Linked DNA regions of Mus musculus: region 2 is linked to region 1. The links are chromatin loops, found by intact Hi-C in ENCODE. Cell type or tissue: heart. All regions are shown on one strand. Each heading gives the region's core, and the rest is flanking DNA. Links, peaks and the distances in the headings are about the cores only. Region 1 has its middle 91 kb from the start of Gm15942. Region 2 has its middle 22 kb from the start of Gm15942.

Region 1 (8,335 bases), core at 78-8,077:
TATATATTGTCACACTTTTAATGTATTTAAGGAATACTTATTCCTCATTTAGTACACAAGCCATGTTCCTGGGACTACTTCAGCAAATCTTAAACAAAAGCTCTTTGTCCCCACCAAATGAGCTCAGCTCTTATGCTATGCCATTACTGCTGTTATGGTCCAAGCTCTTGTTGATCTGTTCCATGAATTAATTAAAAGGAAGAAGCCATGGTTGCAATAGGAAAGGTCTCCCATAGACTCATAGGTCTGCACTTGGTGAGGCAATTTTGGGAGAATCTTTAAACTTTCTCAGGTGGACCTAGCTAGAGGGAGTGGGGTAGGTCAGTGGGGGCATATTGCGCCCCCCCTGCCCCCCCACTTCCCGCTGCTTCTTATCCCAGTCTCTGTTTTCTAGCCATCATGAGGTGAACAGTCTGTGCCAGCCACTCCAGTTCCCAAAGTTTGTTCCCAAAGCACTAAGCTACAGAGAACCTTCAGAAACTAAGCAAAATATGCACTTCCTCTTTTAGAGTTACCCACAGTAGGTATTTGGTAACAGCCACAAAACGACTAACACAGGAACTCAAGCCAGTTCTGCTGCATCCTGAGAACCTAGCGCAGTGTAGAGCAGGTCCAAACTGCTCTGAATCATCCTTTGAATGCGTGGATGTGAGAAGCCCCCCCACCCCCCGCCACACACACGCACACACACAGAGAGAGAGAGAGAGAGAGAGAGAGACCTGTGTCTTCCTTTTCCCTCTTTTCTCCAACCCGGAGATGCTTTTAACTTCTCAAAGTTATGGAGTTGTCTTTTTGGAAACAGAGAATCGAGCCCTAGTAACCCCCCTTTAACCATCCTGTTCACGAGTAATACGTGTGTATATCTAAGTGCGTACATTGTGATTCTTCAGTCCCAAATTCCACTTATTATAAGCCATGTGACCTTTTTAAGTTTTTTAATTCTCCAAAGCCTGGTCCTCTCATCTGGAATGTAGATGTGCCACCAGAAGTCTACAGAACATCTGTTTCACAACCCACAATTAAAGGGCCTGTCTCCTGATGGCATCAGGTTTCTGCAAGAGAAGTAGCCTTGCTCCTCAGCCTGTGGCTCAGGAGTTAAAAGATCTAAGATGCAACAATGAGCTGGAGCGAGCCACTGTGAGCAATGTCAAGGTAGAGGCTCCCTCTTCCTGCCTGATGTACAAAACCCAGACCATGTAAAGGTTAGTGCCCCCCAGATAGCCTACAGTAAGAAGGAGCCCAAAATGCCACCAACTCCAAGAGGGCAAACCAAGATGAGCAAGAGGGCAGGTTCTGCTAACGATGCTTGAGTCACAATTCCAGTTCCAAGGGGGTCTGACTCATGTGTGTTGCATATACACACGCAGGCAAACATCCACACAAATAAAATAAAATAAAATAAAATAAAATAAAATAGAAAAATTGTCTGCGTTGGGGAGTTCCTAACACAACAGACTTGAATTCTACTTGAAATAAGGTTTTCTGGGGCTGGAGAGATGACTCAAGGGTTAAGAACCCTTGTTGCTCCTGCAGAGGACCCAGGTTTGATTCCCACGATCACATGTTATAGCTCCAGTTGCAGGAAATCCAATGCCTTCTTTGACTTGTCCATGCACCAGCACACACATACATGCAGGCAAAACATTCATACACACAGGATAAAGTCAATTCGTCTAAAGAAAAAAATTGTTTCCTAGAGGGAAAAAGTTACTACAAATATTATACTCTAGGCAAAGCACACAGAGCTCACAGAAAATGTGTTGTCTGCGTGGTGGTTTATCATCACAGTGGAAAGTTCCTGCTTTCTTTTATGGGTCCCTTCTGTCCCTGAATTCTGCCTTCACTGTCCTCCAATGAGAGTCTCTAGGATAGGAAGAATGAGGACAAAAGCTGTCACCACCTCCAAATCCCATACCCTGACAGACATCACTAATTGACCACAGCCTCCTCTCCTGCTGAGCCTGGCCCCAGCTTTCTAAGCAGCCACTACCAATCAATCAGAGATGACATGTAAAATGAAACCCACTTGTGTGGCTCCAGCCTAGGGGCTGGCTAGGTTTTTCTATAAAGAAGGAAGTCTGTATTGCACATTCTTATTTCTGTTTTTGTTTCATTCGTAGTCCTTTAAAACAGGGAAAGGCAGGCTCTTCCCTCAAACCTGCTTGCTAAGCCTTGAAGCCAGCCTGAAGGCCTGTGGAGAGCAAGGTACCATCTTAGCTTACTGCAGGCTCCTTGGGGCAGCTGCAGAGTGCTCAGAAATGGAAGCTCTGAGACATATCCTAAGCACTCAGCAAATTGCCTGAAACGTGACATCAATGACAGGTTTCTTACTCTCATCAGACCCTCGGAAACCCACGCCAGAAGGAAGTGATAACCCAAGGAAGGGCCAGAGAGTCAGGCTGGCCCTGACCTTTCTTATCCCCTGAACTTGATAGGTATTCTTCCACCCTGTAGCCAAGCTTGAGGAAAAGCTAAGGGAAGAGGAGTTAGGATTTTCTCCACTGCTCATCTGCCTCTAACAACTGGAAGAGTGCATCTGAGCTTGGACCAGTAGCTCTTATCTATGAACCCAGAGTGTACTATATGGGAGCAGGGGTCTGCAGCTTAGCCTCAGCTACAGAGCAGGCTGGGGCTAGGGCTGCTTAAGATCCTGTCTCAAAAATATTGGGAGAAAAAGGACAGGTGTGAAAACTAAGGTGAAATGCCCGGCTTGCGACTCCCCCGCACTCTCTGATGCTTTTCTTATAATGAATTAAGGACAAAGACTTGCTTGGTCCTCCTTATACTCTCCGTGTTCAATTCTGGCTTGAGAGAAAGCGACTAGATTTTGCTTAACTTATTCATTCAGTGAATACCTGGCTAAACCCCAAATCTCTTTTCCCAGTCCTAGCAGGAAGATTCATCCATAGGTCACTATGCAGGGTGATTCTGTGCCTGTGTACCTATGCCTAGGATGCTACAGCAGCGTGAAAAGGAACAGCCACCTGGAAGGGCAGTATCCAGCGCCTGCTGACTGCAGTGGGTAGCATCTGGATAGGAAGTAGATACAAGAGTTGACAGGAAGGAGGGGGCTGACAGGTGCTCCTGCTAATGGGGGTGGGGTGCTGCCTGAGAAAGGCTTGGTGAGATTAGGACAGCGTTGCATGTGTTCTTGAAGTCTGGGTTTTATCTGGAAAGCTTCTGACAAGCCTTCAAAGGAAGTCAGCCAGAGGGACTAGCTTAGATTTTTGTTTTCAGAATGATTGTCCACAGGATGTAGAATGAACTGGAACAAGAAGGTTTTGATTGGGAGCGGTAAGCCAGCTGGAATGTAACCGCAGCAATTCAGGCAAGAAGGAAATCAATCAACAACCACAAAAATAGGAAAGGGTCACATTCACTTGGTTCTACCTATACCCAGCTTGATGGATCTGAGGGCCACATCCAATTTGTGTAGCATCCCTGAGGTAAGTTTGATACCTACCAGCAGCATCCTTCTCGCTCCAGGAACCACAGGAGAGGTGAAGGCGGCCAGCTCATAAGAGCTGTTCTGATCTGAGCCAGAACTCAAATATAACATCTGGCTGCAAAACCCTTGCTGGGTATGTCCACAGCTGTGTTGGCTTGCGTATCTGGATATTGAGTTACAGCTTCTCTACCCCACCCCACTACACTACACTCCGCGTCTGTGTGCGTCCCTCCCCCTCTCACCTTTCTCTCCACCACATATGCCCCTCCTTTGCAGTCCCTGGCATCATTGCCTTGGGCATGAAACTCAAGCATCTCCCAGTTGGAGTAAAAAACTTCACAAGCCTTGCCAATTCGGCCTAACCAAACTCGGCCAGCAACCCAGCTCCCGGTTAACACAGTGCCCTATGACTGTTCTTTTCAATTAGTCAGAATCAGGAAAACTTTGAGCAAAGGCTTCTGTGGTTTCCTTCTCAGAGAGCTGAATTTGGCACCTCGGCTTCTGTGTTTCATACTAGTCCACTGAAGACTTGAACCTGCATCTTCAGTTGGGGGGCTGTCCTTTAGGAACACAGGCAGACTAGCCTGCAGCCTCGGACAGATTCACCCGCAGGAAGAGCATATGAAGTCTTCCTCCATCCTCCCCACCTCCTCAATCCGCCCCCTTCTCTGCACGAAAGTTACAGAAAGCATTTGCAGCGAGAAACTTGTGTATTGTTTCCTGCGGACAGGGAGACCTCCTGCCCCTCCCGGGCTGATACAACCCACTTTGCACATCCTGCTTCTCCGAAGCTAAAAATAAATCCGGTATGCACTGAAAACTCTCCACGTCTCCCTAGCACACACTTCCCCCGCCCCGCGAGGTTCCAGACACGAGAATCTTTCTCTTTAAAACGCAGCGGATTTCTGCCGCAGGTTCCAGCAGCACCTTCGGCGGCCCTTAGCCCCCTCCCCAGCCACCCACCTCCCCCACGGGCTTCCTGCAGCTTTTCACTGTGGACTCTGCAGGCCCGGGCCGGTACCGACGTCCCTGACCCGGGGAGAGCATGCTCCGGACATTCCCCGACCGCCAGGCTCGCCGACGCCCCCTTTCGAGCTAGCGCGCCTCGCCGGGTCCCTAGCAAAGTTGCTGTCTCCTCTCTAGCCACCAGCCTGGGGCGTATCGGTTTAAAGCTTGTTGGTCCCTGCAAGGCGCCGGCGTGGGGTTGTGGGGGAGGGCAGGGAAATTGACAAGGTGGGTGGCACTGGGGAGGAGCTGCAAGGACCGGGTTCTGGGGGGCCCCGCGATCCCCGCCATCCTGGGCTCGCGCCTCACCGAGAGCTCTTCTCCCCCTGCCGCCGCTCCCGGCTCGGGTCCCGCTGCTAACCCGCCCAGCTGCGGCTCCCGCTCCCTGCTAGAGGAGGGAAGGCGCTGCGACTCACCGCCAGGGCCGCTCCCAGCGTCTGTGTCGCCGCGGGCGAGGCGGCGGCGCCTTTCCTCCTCCCGCCTCCCCCTGGACAGCTCGCCGCAGCCGCGCCCCCCTCCCCAGCCTCGCTCGCTGACCGCTCCCCACCGTGGACGTGGCCTCTCCGTGCGATGTGGCTCGGCTGCTTCTGTCGGGGTGAGGGGACCAGCCGAAGCTGGGATGCACAGGTGCAGGGGCAGCCCCGCCTTGTACTGCTGCAGCCGCTGGCCTCAGCCGGGTTCCCTCGGATCCTAGCCCACCGCAAGCTTCAGCCAAGCAGTGCCCAGTGGGTGTTATCTGTGTGCTGTTAACGTCAGATTCAACTTAGAATTATTCCCCATGCTTTCATTGCGAGACCTGGCGTTCCTGTCACCTCTCAGTTATTCAAGGGATCCTCGAGAGCCTTTTAAAAAGCACCCCCCAATCCCACCCCGCAAAAAACCCTCTCTTGCACCAATAGGTCTACGATGAGGTGGGAAGCCTCCTCTTTTTTACTGGCCTATTCTCTTCTCAGCGCTTTCTGTCAAGGGATGGCTTAGCAAGGACTCGCTCAGGAAAGATGGACAGCAAAGGGGCGTGTTTCTTACACTATTCCTCCCTGCAGAATGTCACCAAACTCTGTCCCTGGTGAAGATAGTGAGAAGCAAATGTCTTGTCAATGCAATCATCCAGTGTTTATCAGGTGTCTTCTTGCTGTGTTGGCCACTCATGACCTCGGAAAAGCCACTTTAACTTTTTTTGTTGGTTAACCCAGGTGACGTTTCATCAATTAAAAAAAAAAAACAAAACAAAACAAAAAAACCAAAATCCTTCTTATTTAAAAATAACAAAGCAGTAAAGAAACGGTGCTTGGGTCATGCGTGTTAGCAAGATTCCTGGCCTTGCGTGTTGGCAAGATTCCTTCATAAGATGATCAGAGAAATGGCATTACCAGCCGAGGAGATAACTCCAGCAAAGTACTCGCTAGACAAGCATGGCCACCTCAGAGATCCACCACCAGAACCTATGTAAAACTGCCTGGTGAGGTGGTATGGGTTTGTTAACACCAGAGCTGGGAGGTAGAGACAGGCACCTTCCTGGGGCTCCCTGACCAGCTAACCCCACCAGGCGAATGAGAGACCCTGTCTCAAAACAGCCAGGTGCACAGTGACTGATGAAAGAGACTCAGGGGTGACCTCTAGCTCCCCTCACCACACCCACAGCCCCGCCCCCGTCCCGTCCCCGCCCCCCCCCCCCCCCCCAAGCGCGCAGAGACAGAGACTTTTAGATCCTTGCAGTCGCTTATGCCAAAGGGTTCATCTAACTGAAATCACTCTTCCCTAGGTCTAATTTGACTGAAGAGCAAATTGAAATTCAGAATTTTGCCTAAAGTAGATTCAAAGATTAGCCCAGCATTTTAGGCAAGCTCTGGAGTTACCTGGGGAGTTATGTCTTTGTTTGTTTATGTATTTAAGCGCTAGCCCCGGACCCTCTCCCGAGGGATTCAGACTTGTAGCTCAGGGGTGTGACCTAACAAGGATCTGTTTTACAAAAGCCCCCAGAGAGTCTGTGGTACATATGGTATTGGAAGTTACCATAGGTTTAGCCTGAGACAACTCCAAAACACAGTTTTGAGGCCAGAAAAGATCTCAGCTGCTATTGCAAACTCAAAGGTCCCTAGAGATGAACGTAGGTGACGAATCAGTGACCTATTGTGGGTTTACAGAGGCAAATGGGAATGGGGGATTGCTGTGATCTCAGTGCCTCCTCCCACATTCCATACCAACCACAGTTGCGCAGTGTGGCAGTTTGGGAGGTACTTCCCAGTGGGAGGGGTAGGGTTGGGGCCAGTGAGTTTCAGATCTCTGGAGCCCTGGCTAGTTACTGTCATGTCAGCCTGGCTAAAAGCCCAGTTAGCCCTAGTGTGTGTTTTTTCCCAGGGTGCTATTTGCCCTTCCATGTTTCCTACCATAAGTTGAAGGCACACGTGGCCCTCACCAGATGCAGTTGTTGCAACTTAGACTTTCCAACTGCCAGAACCATGAGCCAAGATAAACCCTTTTCTTTATAAATTACTCAGCCTCTGGTATTCTGCTATGGCAACGGAAACAAACTAAAGCAAGGATCCGTGGCTCTGAAGAGGGCAGCCTCATTTTTCCGCGTGAGACATGCATGTCTGGTACAGCCATCATTTTTTTTTTCAATTTATTTTTGTTTAGGTTAATTTTTTTTCCCCAGAGAAGTCAGAAGTTCATTGTTTAATGTGTGTTTTTTTCTCTAATTTTAAAATAATAACTAATTTCAAGATATTTTCAGGCTATGTAAGCAAAAAGAAGGGTTTGTAGGCTACAGAATGCTCCAGCCATCAGTTTCTCGTCCGTGGTACCCGTGTTCTCAGTAAACAGCGGAAGAGCAATGGAAGGAGGCTGTGATGAAAGTGGCTGTTCCTCTAGCAGAGAGCTTTTATCCACTTTGTAATTATTTAATGGGCTTGACTTTCAAAAAAAAAAAGCTTTATTGAGATGCAAATGTGTTAGTCTCTCCTTATTTGATGTTTTGCTTCCTGCTCCATTTATTCGAAGTCAACCCAGTCCTAAGTTTTTAGATGCATACTGTTTTGCAGACCAAGATGAACTCACACACCATCCTGCCCAGGATATGGACCTTTGTATCCACACTGGCATACAGCACTCACCAGTCACTCACTGTCAGACCCATTTACCAGTCGGCCTCTTCAGTATCTCCGTGCCTGTGTGATCCTTCCTTTATTTACTAATGGCCCCAAAGTTCAGGAGGTTTGAGGGGTAGAAAAATAATTAATTAATTATTCTCAGCAGCGTGATTTTCTACCCACTCAAGTGGCTTGTGTTCCTGAAAGAAACACACACACACAACCTTTATATTTTAATATGCCTTAAACAGCACAATAGCTGGGCATTGCCTAACCTCTATACTGTTAATATACTTCCCACCAATAATTCTGAGTTATTACTTACTAATCCTGTGTTCTATCTTGGCTGCTCTAAACCCAGTTGGGCACCCTCTGGGCCTCACTCTCCGGGCTCCTTCACGTGGTGGCCATGCCTCTGTCCTGCACTAAGCTTTCCTGGCTCCTTCACGTGGTATAAGACTCTGGGGAGCCTTAACTTACCAGGGACCCCCTGAGTGAACCACGTGGAGCTGGGATTGATGCAAAAAGCAAGAGGAATTTATTATTCCGGTGCACTCGGGTCCTCCCAGACCCCCAGACCCAAAGGGGCGGCGGCGACCCCCAGTACCAGTTCAGCGAGTTTTTATATGGTTTCTAGGGGCAGAATAGAGTATCAGCAACTAGGCGCAATATGATTGGTGGAACAGTGCACCCTTTAAACTGATTGGTTTTTGTTTGGTTTGGTTTGGTTTGGTTTGGTTTGGTTTGGTTTGGTTTGGTTTGGTTTGGTTTGGTTTGGTTTGGTTTGGTTTGG
Region 2 (8,335 bases), core at 299-8,298, 110 kb before region 1:
AAGGGTATGTGAGTGTGAGTGAGTGTGTATGAGTGTGTACATGTGTGAGTAGGACCGTGTGAGAGTGTAAATGCATGTATATGAGTGTGTGTGTGTGTGTGTGTGTGTGTGTGTGTGTGTGTGTGTGTTAGACAGCTGTGCAGAAGAATCAAATGAAAAAAAAATTCTGCAGTAGCTTGAAGTCCACTGTTCATGGCCTGGGTGTTTTTTCATCCTGAATCAGTCTGTCTTTACCTGGGGCCATTCTACCCATTCTTTAACATCTTTAACATCTTTAACAAGCAGAGCATGCCCACTTCTTTATACAGGTACCATGTGACTGTTCCCCTATTGGCCTCCATAACAGATTATCATCTATACTAGGAGGACATGAGGAGCAGGAGTTGGGAAGCTTACATAAATCAAAAACTATGACCCAGTCATCATATACATAATTGTACATTATAATAAAATTATAGTTATCTGTACAGAGACAGGGAGACTTTATATACATTGATGCAGATGATATAAATATATAATGGCTATTATTAGGAGGTTCAGTACCATTTATTCCCAACATTAGTGCCTGTGTACAGAAGTAAAAATAAGTATGTCTTCTTGAAATCCTCTTCCCATTAATTGCATTATTTCAGTTCTCAAGGAAGCAAATTCTAGAATCATCCAGATTGCACAAGGATAAGTGCCTACAAGTCTGAGCATCCTTCCTTCTTTCAGTTTCTTGTCTCAGTCACATGTAGTTTTATTTTCCACGAAAGATTTCAGTAGTGAAGATGATAGAACGGTTGATCTAGCTGAACCTCCACACAACTAAAGCTCATTTTCCAATCTGACATTCCTCATTGTAAAGCTAGTACAGGAAAGACTATCAGAGTCAGTGTTTGGTGGCCCAGAAGAAGTTCTTCAACAGGCAAATGAGCTCCCCAGCTTCCTTTAGGAAGGCACCAAGTTCATCCATGAGGACTTCGCTGGGCTCCAGTCATTTCCCAGCACTCCTACCTCTGACCTTGTCCCTTCACAACTGGGTTTCAGCGCATGCATTTGGGGTAACAGAGATGCAGACCACAGCAGTAGGCTTATCCACAAACCCTTTCAAAGAGGAAGCACCTGAAATATTATTGTTAGAAGACAGAGCTGAGCTTTTGAGAGTTAGTTAGAGGGACAAAGCTCAAAGGATGATGGAAAATAAGAAGCTTTAAACATGAATACCAGGGATAATTGTTTAGTTAAAGTGAATAAGCTGACTGTGAGATGAATTTAAATGTCTTAATTCTGGGTCTTATACCCAGGGTATTCTCACTTAGAATTACCTTCACAATATTTTGATATGAACTATTTTAATCTTATTACTAGAAGTACATGTGACTATTAAAAAATAGAAATAGGGCTGGTGAGAGGGCTCAGTGGGTAAGAGCACCCGACTGCTCTTCCAAAGGTCCGGAGTTCAAATCCCAGCAACCACATGGTGGCTCACAACCATCTGTAACGAAATCTGACGCCCTCTTCTGGTGTGTCTGAAGACAGCTACAGTGTACTTACATATAATAAATAAATAAATCTTTTTTAAAAATTAACAAACTTACTTAAAAAAATAGAAATAGCGATTATGTAAATAACTGCTCCTCAAACATTCAAGTGCTTAAGAACCACTTTCGTTAATCTTTTGAAATGAGGATTTGGCTCATTAAGTCTGAGGTAGGATCTGCAATGCTGCATCTCCTTTTTAAGTTTCATGTTGCCACCCTTCCACCACACTGAGGATCGAGACCTTGTGCACGCTGGGCAAGTGCCCTACTCCTGTGCTGTGTACAACTCAGCCCTCGCTTCTGTATTTCTAATGGGCTTTCTAGGGATGCTGTTTGGGTGGCCCCAGAATGGCTACCGAAGTGAACCGAGATGACAAGCATGGAATAGTGCTAGATCGTGCCTATAACCCCAGCACTGGAGAGACTAAGATGTGATTACCTGTGCTAAACAATGAGTTCTGGGGCAACCTGGCCTACACATGAGATCCTGTCTCAAAAATAAACAAGGGAGAGAAGGAGGCAGGAAAGGTGTTGGGGAGCTGAGGTGTTCACTCCCCCAAATGGCCTTACATCATTCAGCTATGTCTGGAATTGGGATGACACAGCCCTTAGCTCCTTGGTCATTAGCACTCCTTCAGGACCTTTCATTTCACAAGGTTCCTCGGTGGAGCCTGGGTCTGTAGTGTCTGTTCGGTTGCCTCATTCTTGACTGTTTCCATTTTTCCCTGTCACTGTCTCTTTGATTCTTTCTTTCTTTTACAAAAACATTTGTGGTTGAGAAAAGCACACCTTTTTTTCCCTTACCCCAGACCAAGGGATAACCTCTCCTACCATGCTCCTTCCACCATAGGCATGAATTTCCTAGGTGTAAACAAAGTAGACTGTCAAATACCAAAACCTCAGGAAAAGAATAAGATTTGAACTTTCAGTTTGCCTATTAAACTTCAGGTTGTGATTTTTTTTTTATTGGTTTCTTTTGATTCAAGCTTTGTTCTTTTTTGATTGGCATTTTTATCTACAACCAATATTTTCCTTTAATGCAAATGATTCTTTAAATGCTAGAAAACAGGTGTATGATATGGAAATCATGGTGAATATCACTCTTATAATCATTAAAGTAATGCCTCAATTTAAGTCTATTAGAAGGCAATGATCAATACAATAAGTTATATGCCTCTCCAAGGATAAAAGAACCTCAAAAACTGTCACTCTGACGGGACATAGCAGGAAAAGATTGCTATAAGAAACACAAGAAAAAAAAACAACTAAAAAATGGAGGGGGTGGGGGCAGAGGACACGCATGAACTACTTTGCAGCAAGGAATTCCTGGGAGCCTCAGACTATGACTCTATACTCTCACACTTTCCCCCATGTATGGTTTTTTTTTTTGGTTTTTGGTTTTTTGAGACAGGGTTTCTCTGTGTAGCCCTGACTGTCCTGGAACTCACTCTGTAGACCAAGCTGGCCTCAACCTCAGAAATCTGCTTGTCGCTGCCTACCAAGTGCTGGGATTAAAGGCATGCACCACCACTGCCCAGCCACTTTCCCCCATGGATCTGAAATGCTACTCATGAGAAAGATTAAGGACAAAGGGAGAAGTAGAGAATGTGTCTCCCTGTAGTTGGATACAGAAAAGAAACACCATCTTTCCTCTGAACCATTACATGGTGATCCACAGCTTTCAAAAACACTGCAAGGAGAGCAGACTGCCTCCTTAGACCCAGGGTTCCCATGGAATATCCCTGGGAATGGACAAAAGCAAGAGCCTGCTGCCTGCCCAGTGGGAGAACAGGTGTCTATGCATTCACACAAAGGCCACAGAGGAAGGCCTAGGCAACTCTCCAAACACCCATAACAACAAAGCAGAGATCCACCTGCTTTCACATTGACGATGCCCTGTCTCAAAGCCCAAACACAGAAGTCTGCTTAAGAACCAGCCTGGGCCAGAACTGAGGACTTGCCACCACCATCACCACCACAGCTTCTTCCTAAGCAGAGCAATGACACCCCACTGCTACAGAGAAACAGACAGAAATATTCCTCATGCAGAGTAGCTCTAGTGTAGGTCAGCTGGAAGCTAGTGGTGGAGATCAGACACAGGATGGTGGTACACTGGGCCCGACCAGGCAAAGGTAATTACTGCAGTTTTCCACTGGAAGCAGCCATTATAGAAATTATGAGCCTAATTCCACCCAAACTCATTACTCGTGTTGGTAAACTTTAGTGAGACTGACTTGACTGTCACACCATCAGCCAGACAGTACAGTGCCCAGCATCATCTACTGTTCTTCTACAAACACTATCCCACACTTGATGAAAATGACAATATACTTGAAAGAACAGAGGGAAAAAAAGCCAATCAATTGTCAGTATAAAGGACACAATGACTAAGTGTAGATGGCCTGTATACTGGAACACATGGAGACTTCAAAAACAGTCACAATATGTTAAAGGCACAAAGAAAAGCAAGTACCAATGGAGCAGTCTATGCCAGGTTATGCTAGTCTGTGCTACTTAGTGAGTTGTCATGAGAGAGAAATAAAAATGCCTTAGAATTAATAGATCATGAGTTCAAAAAGGGTCTTCAAAGATAAAAAGGAAAAGAATGTGGTATTTCACTCCTCCTCTCTTCTTCTCTTCCTCCCTGTCCTCTCTCTCTCTCTCTATTGTGACAAAACTTACTTAGTTTGTGTAGACTTGAATTCACAACAATCCACTGCCTCAGCCTCCTGAATGCTAGAATCACAGACATGAACTACCATACACAACTGAGTTTCTTCTTTTTGGAATTTTTTTCCTTTTTTATTCTATTAAAATATTTTAAGATATTTTAAATTTTCTTTATTGTTTTTATGTGTATAGGTGTTTTGCATGCATTGTGCATCAATTCATCACAAGCATGTCTGGTACCTTTATGGGCAAGAAGAAGGTATCAGATCTCCTGGAACTGGAGACTGGAGTTATAGAAGATTGTGAGCTGCCATGTAGGTGCTGGGAATAAAAACCAGGTCCTCTGGGAGAGCAGCCAGTGCTTTTAACCACTGAGCCATCTCTCCAGCTCTTAAATACAGTTCATATATAGTGGACTTCCTAATCTTAAGTACTTCGTGACCTCAAGATCTCAGTCTACGAACACTCAACCATTGTTTGAAAAATGAAAAGGAACCAGGCAGAAGCAGGTAGATCACTATGACTGATATTGGTCGACATAGTGAGTTCCAGGACACAAAGAGAGACAGACAGAAAGAGACAAAGGCCATTAGTCTTCTCTGTGACTCTGTTTCCTTATCTGTCTTGCAGACATATAGGGTTAGGTAACATATTTTGCCCAGTGCCCCAGCAGGAAAGAAATGACATGCTTAGATAAGAGCTTTAATGAAGGGGAGTGTTTACAAGGTGTATAAAGGAAGTATTGGTACTTCCTGCTGGAACTTCAATATTCATGATCATCTGGGAACACAATTAAGTTCTGTTATACAGAAAGAAATTATTCTGAAGACCCAAGGAAATCCACCAGAATATGTTTTCCCTCACGTGGTGTGCTTTGTCCATGGTCTCTTCCTTCTGGGTGTGCAGTCATTCTCACTCAGTCACACAGCTTGGATGGCAGTGCCCACTTGCTCTTCCAGAAACAGTTAAGTAAACACATTATAATAAATGATCCTGGTTTTCTCTCACTGAATTACCAATGCAGTGGCATTCTGATATGAGCTAGTCCAGATATTTGAATAAGAAATGTCCTCGTGGGCTCCTGTATCGGAAGACTTGATCACCACTTGGTAGGTACTGTTTGGTAGCATTGTTATAGAACGTTTAGGATGTGAAGGCTTGCTGGAGGAAGGATTCCTGAGGGGCCCACTTCCTGTCCTTTCTCTGCTTCCTGTGTGTGGACGAGAATGTCATCAGCCAGCCTCTAGCTTCTGCCACTGTGCTGTCCTTGCCTGTTGCCACAAAAATCCCCACAGTGGTGGAATCTAACCTTCAGGAAGTCATAAGAAACCCTTTCTTCCTATGTTGCTTTTGTCAGTGTGTTTTATCACAGCAACAGAGAAGGAACTGAACCAGAAAGTGTTGTTCATTTCTTGACAGCCCCAACCACTAACACACACTGTGGTTATCAATTTGACGGGATCTAGAATCACTGGGGAGACATGCTTCTGGACACATCTGTAAAGAGCTGTCTAGATTAGGTCAAATACTCTGGGCATGTCTGAGCAGGACTACCTAGATTAGGTTAAACTTAGCTCATCTGCACAGGGTTATTGTGAGGCTAATTAAGATGAAAAGATCCACCCACTGCAGGCTTCACCCTTCTGTCCACTGAGATCCCAAAGGGATAAAAGATTGAACTAAACCATGCACAGGCATTCACAGATACATTGAGGGTGCTGCCTTAAGCTCTTGCCAGCATGACATTGTCACCATGATGAACTATAACCTGAAGCATGCAGAGAAATAGGCTCTTTCTTCCTCATGTTGCTTTGCTCAGAACATTTTAATCATAGCAAAAAGAAAAGTGGTTGCTATATCCTTTGACTCAGTGCCTTCCACTTTTCTGGAAGCAAGATCTTGCAAGACCAGTCAGTGGTCACCACTTCAAAATCCAGTTCTAATAAAGAATGAAGAAAAGACTCTTGAATTGCAAGCCAGGTCATTTCAAACATAAATGAGAAGATCTAGTTTCATATTTCCATCCCTCACCCTTGCACACACACATGCTAACTCAATACCCTCCCTCATCCTTGTACACACACCAGTCTCACCTGACTCACCAGTCTCCTTCATCCGTGCACATACATCCTGATGAGAATGATGACTCTTTGGAACAGGAGGATGAAGAGAACTACAGGATCCCACAGACAGCATATCTCCCAATCCTTTCCCACAAATCCAAGATGGTAAATGGTAAGTGCCAATGGGTAAGACAAGCCCATCCCTCGTCTTGCTCACACCTCCTTCTAAAGCTCCCATTCCTTCCCTCGAGTGGGCTGCTGCCCCAGCTGTCACTTGTTCGTGAGTGCCTTCTCGCCAGTGCTGACTAAGGCCCACGGACATCTAGAAGTTACTGAACCACACAGGTCCAGGAAAGTATAAGCCTTGTAATTTGAAGATTCAGGGATCTTTTGCGAAGTTTCCCCTGCACACATAACAGCTTCCAAGGGAGCTTGGAGCACCGCCAGCACTGAACGAACTGGCAGCAGTCCCCAACACCTGTTATGTCCTGAATTTAGAGGTGATGCTTGCTATAGAACACGGAGTTTTGCTGGAACCATTATACTGATGTCCAACTAGGAGGAAGGCTATTAGAGAGATGTCATGCTGAGCTGTGAAAGTAGGGAGTCATGCTGGGTTAGAGTGAAAAATCCCTCTGGAAAGAAGCAAAAATTAGTTTCCCTAGAAAAGCACTTGTTGTCTTCCCAATGATTGGGACTAATTCCTAGAGACTCTAACAAGTAAATAAGACTTTGGCAAATAACAGAGGGAGGTTATTTGGAAAATAAAAGAGGAAGGTAGGCCATTCTCTACACAAGTTCATCTGGGGCAGAGAGTTCACTAATTAGCCAACCGAAAGACCGTAACTATGTTGCTTAAACCCTCTTTGTGGATGACATTTTCCCCCACCAGGAGTTTGGGTTAAGATTATTATAGAGGTTCCTTCCAGCTCTCAAAATATGTGACTCTCAAACTGGGAAAAAGACTTTCAAGTTCGGAGTCCAAAGATTAGACATTAAAGGCTGAAGAGCAAATGTCCTGTCATTGCCAGCCAACACGCTTCCCACCCGACAATGAACAGAGAATTCTATGCACTCGCTTGGCCTGATGTCAACTAAGTGCCCGCCCACTCCCACCTCCGCCTTGGATGATGCCATACAGATCAGCTATCCCATGCATTCCAAGACCTCTCAGTCTGCAGTAAAAAGTACTGCCTAAGTGGCCTTTGTAACATTATCCAGTGCTGTTCCTACTGCCCTGTCTGGTTCAGCTGCTGACCCAGCTCAGGACAAGAACGTTACAACTAGATATTTTGTCTAACTCTAACTCCTGTTGAGTCCTTATAAAGAAGAACAAATGCCAGATGTTGACTTGTGGATTTCATGGGAAACCGAATGGGAAGGAAACAGAACGTGGCAAGCTTCACTGTAAGACTTAATTCTTAAAAACAAAACAAAACAACAACAACAAAAAAACACCCTCTAAAAAGGCCAGAAATAACATATTTTCAAATCTAACAAAGCTGAATATCTCTCAAACACATGCAAAAAGTCTGTCATGAGTCATTCCAAGTCAAGCAATCTGTCAGTTGTAAAATGCAAACACTCTTTATAAATAGTTCCCATGCCTCCAATTCCCTCAGTAAATACCATGTTAACATATCAAAGATATTCAGTCAGAACATTATCAACCTCAGGAAACACTAACTAATGGGTTACTTCATAATATCAGGCTAGCTCTCCCATGAGCACTGAGCACTTATGGGGCACACTGACCGTACCATCCCTTGATGGAGTCAGCTTCTCTTCTTCCTGCCTCTTCATCACATAAGACAGAGACCTGCACACCCTGTGATGCTCATCCTGCACCAGCTTTCAGCAAGGGAATTCTGTAGCTTGTGCCTACTGACCAACCCAGTCCCCCACTCTCCATTTGGTTACCATGTCCTTAAGTCAGGTGTACCTTACCTGTGTCCCATGATCCTCCTGTATTTCACAGCAACCGTGAAAGAGACTAACGTATTTGTAAACCACAGTGTCATACTGCAATGTCAAAAGGCACCCTGCCATAGATGCAGCCTTCATCATTCACCAGACATA

Evidence for each region. Peaks named below come from ENCODE experiments on the same cell type or tissue, not always from the same donor. Only the 100,000 strongest peaks of a DNase experiment are listed, where the experiment ranks them.
Region 2: a loop joins it to region 1, with 2.3 times the contacts of the local background. A loop is called at or near these places in 2 of 42 quality-filtered maps.

What each region holds. Positions count from the first base shown.
Region 1 is chr15:37,787,134-37,795,468 of GRCm38, forward strand. It overlaps a transcript of Ncald not described here. Among named protein-coding and RNA genes, the nearest start is that of Gm15942, 91 kb to the left of the region's middle. In heart, for the core only: a CTCF peak has its summit at 4,828; DNase peaks (open chromatin) are centred at 4,248 and 4,568; H3K4me3 peaks cover 2,820 bases; H3K27ac peaks cover 2,009 bases; H3K27me3 peaks cover 645 bases.
Region 2 is chr15:37,674,165-37,682,499 of GRCm38, forward strand. It overlaps a transcript of Ncald not described here. Among named protein-coding and RNA genes, the nearest start is that of Gm15942, 22 kb to the right of the region's middle. In heart, for the core only: no CTCF peak of the experiment used is centred there; no DNase peak of the experiment used is centred there; H3K27ac peaks cover 255 bases.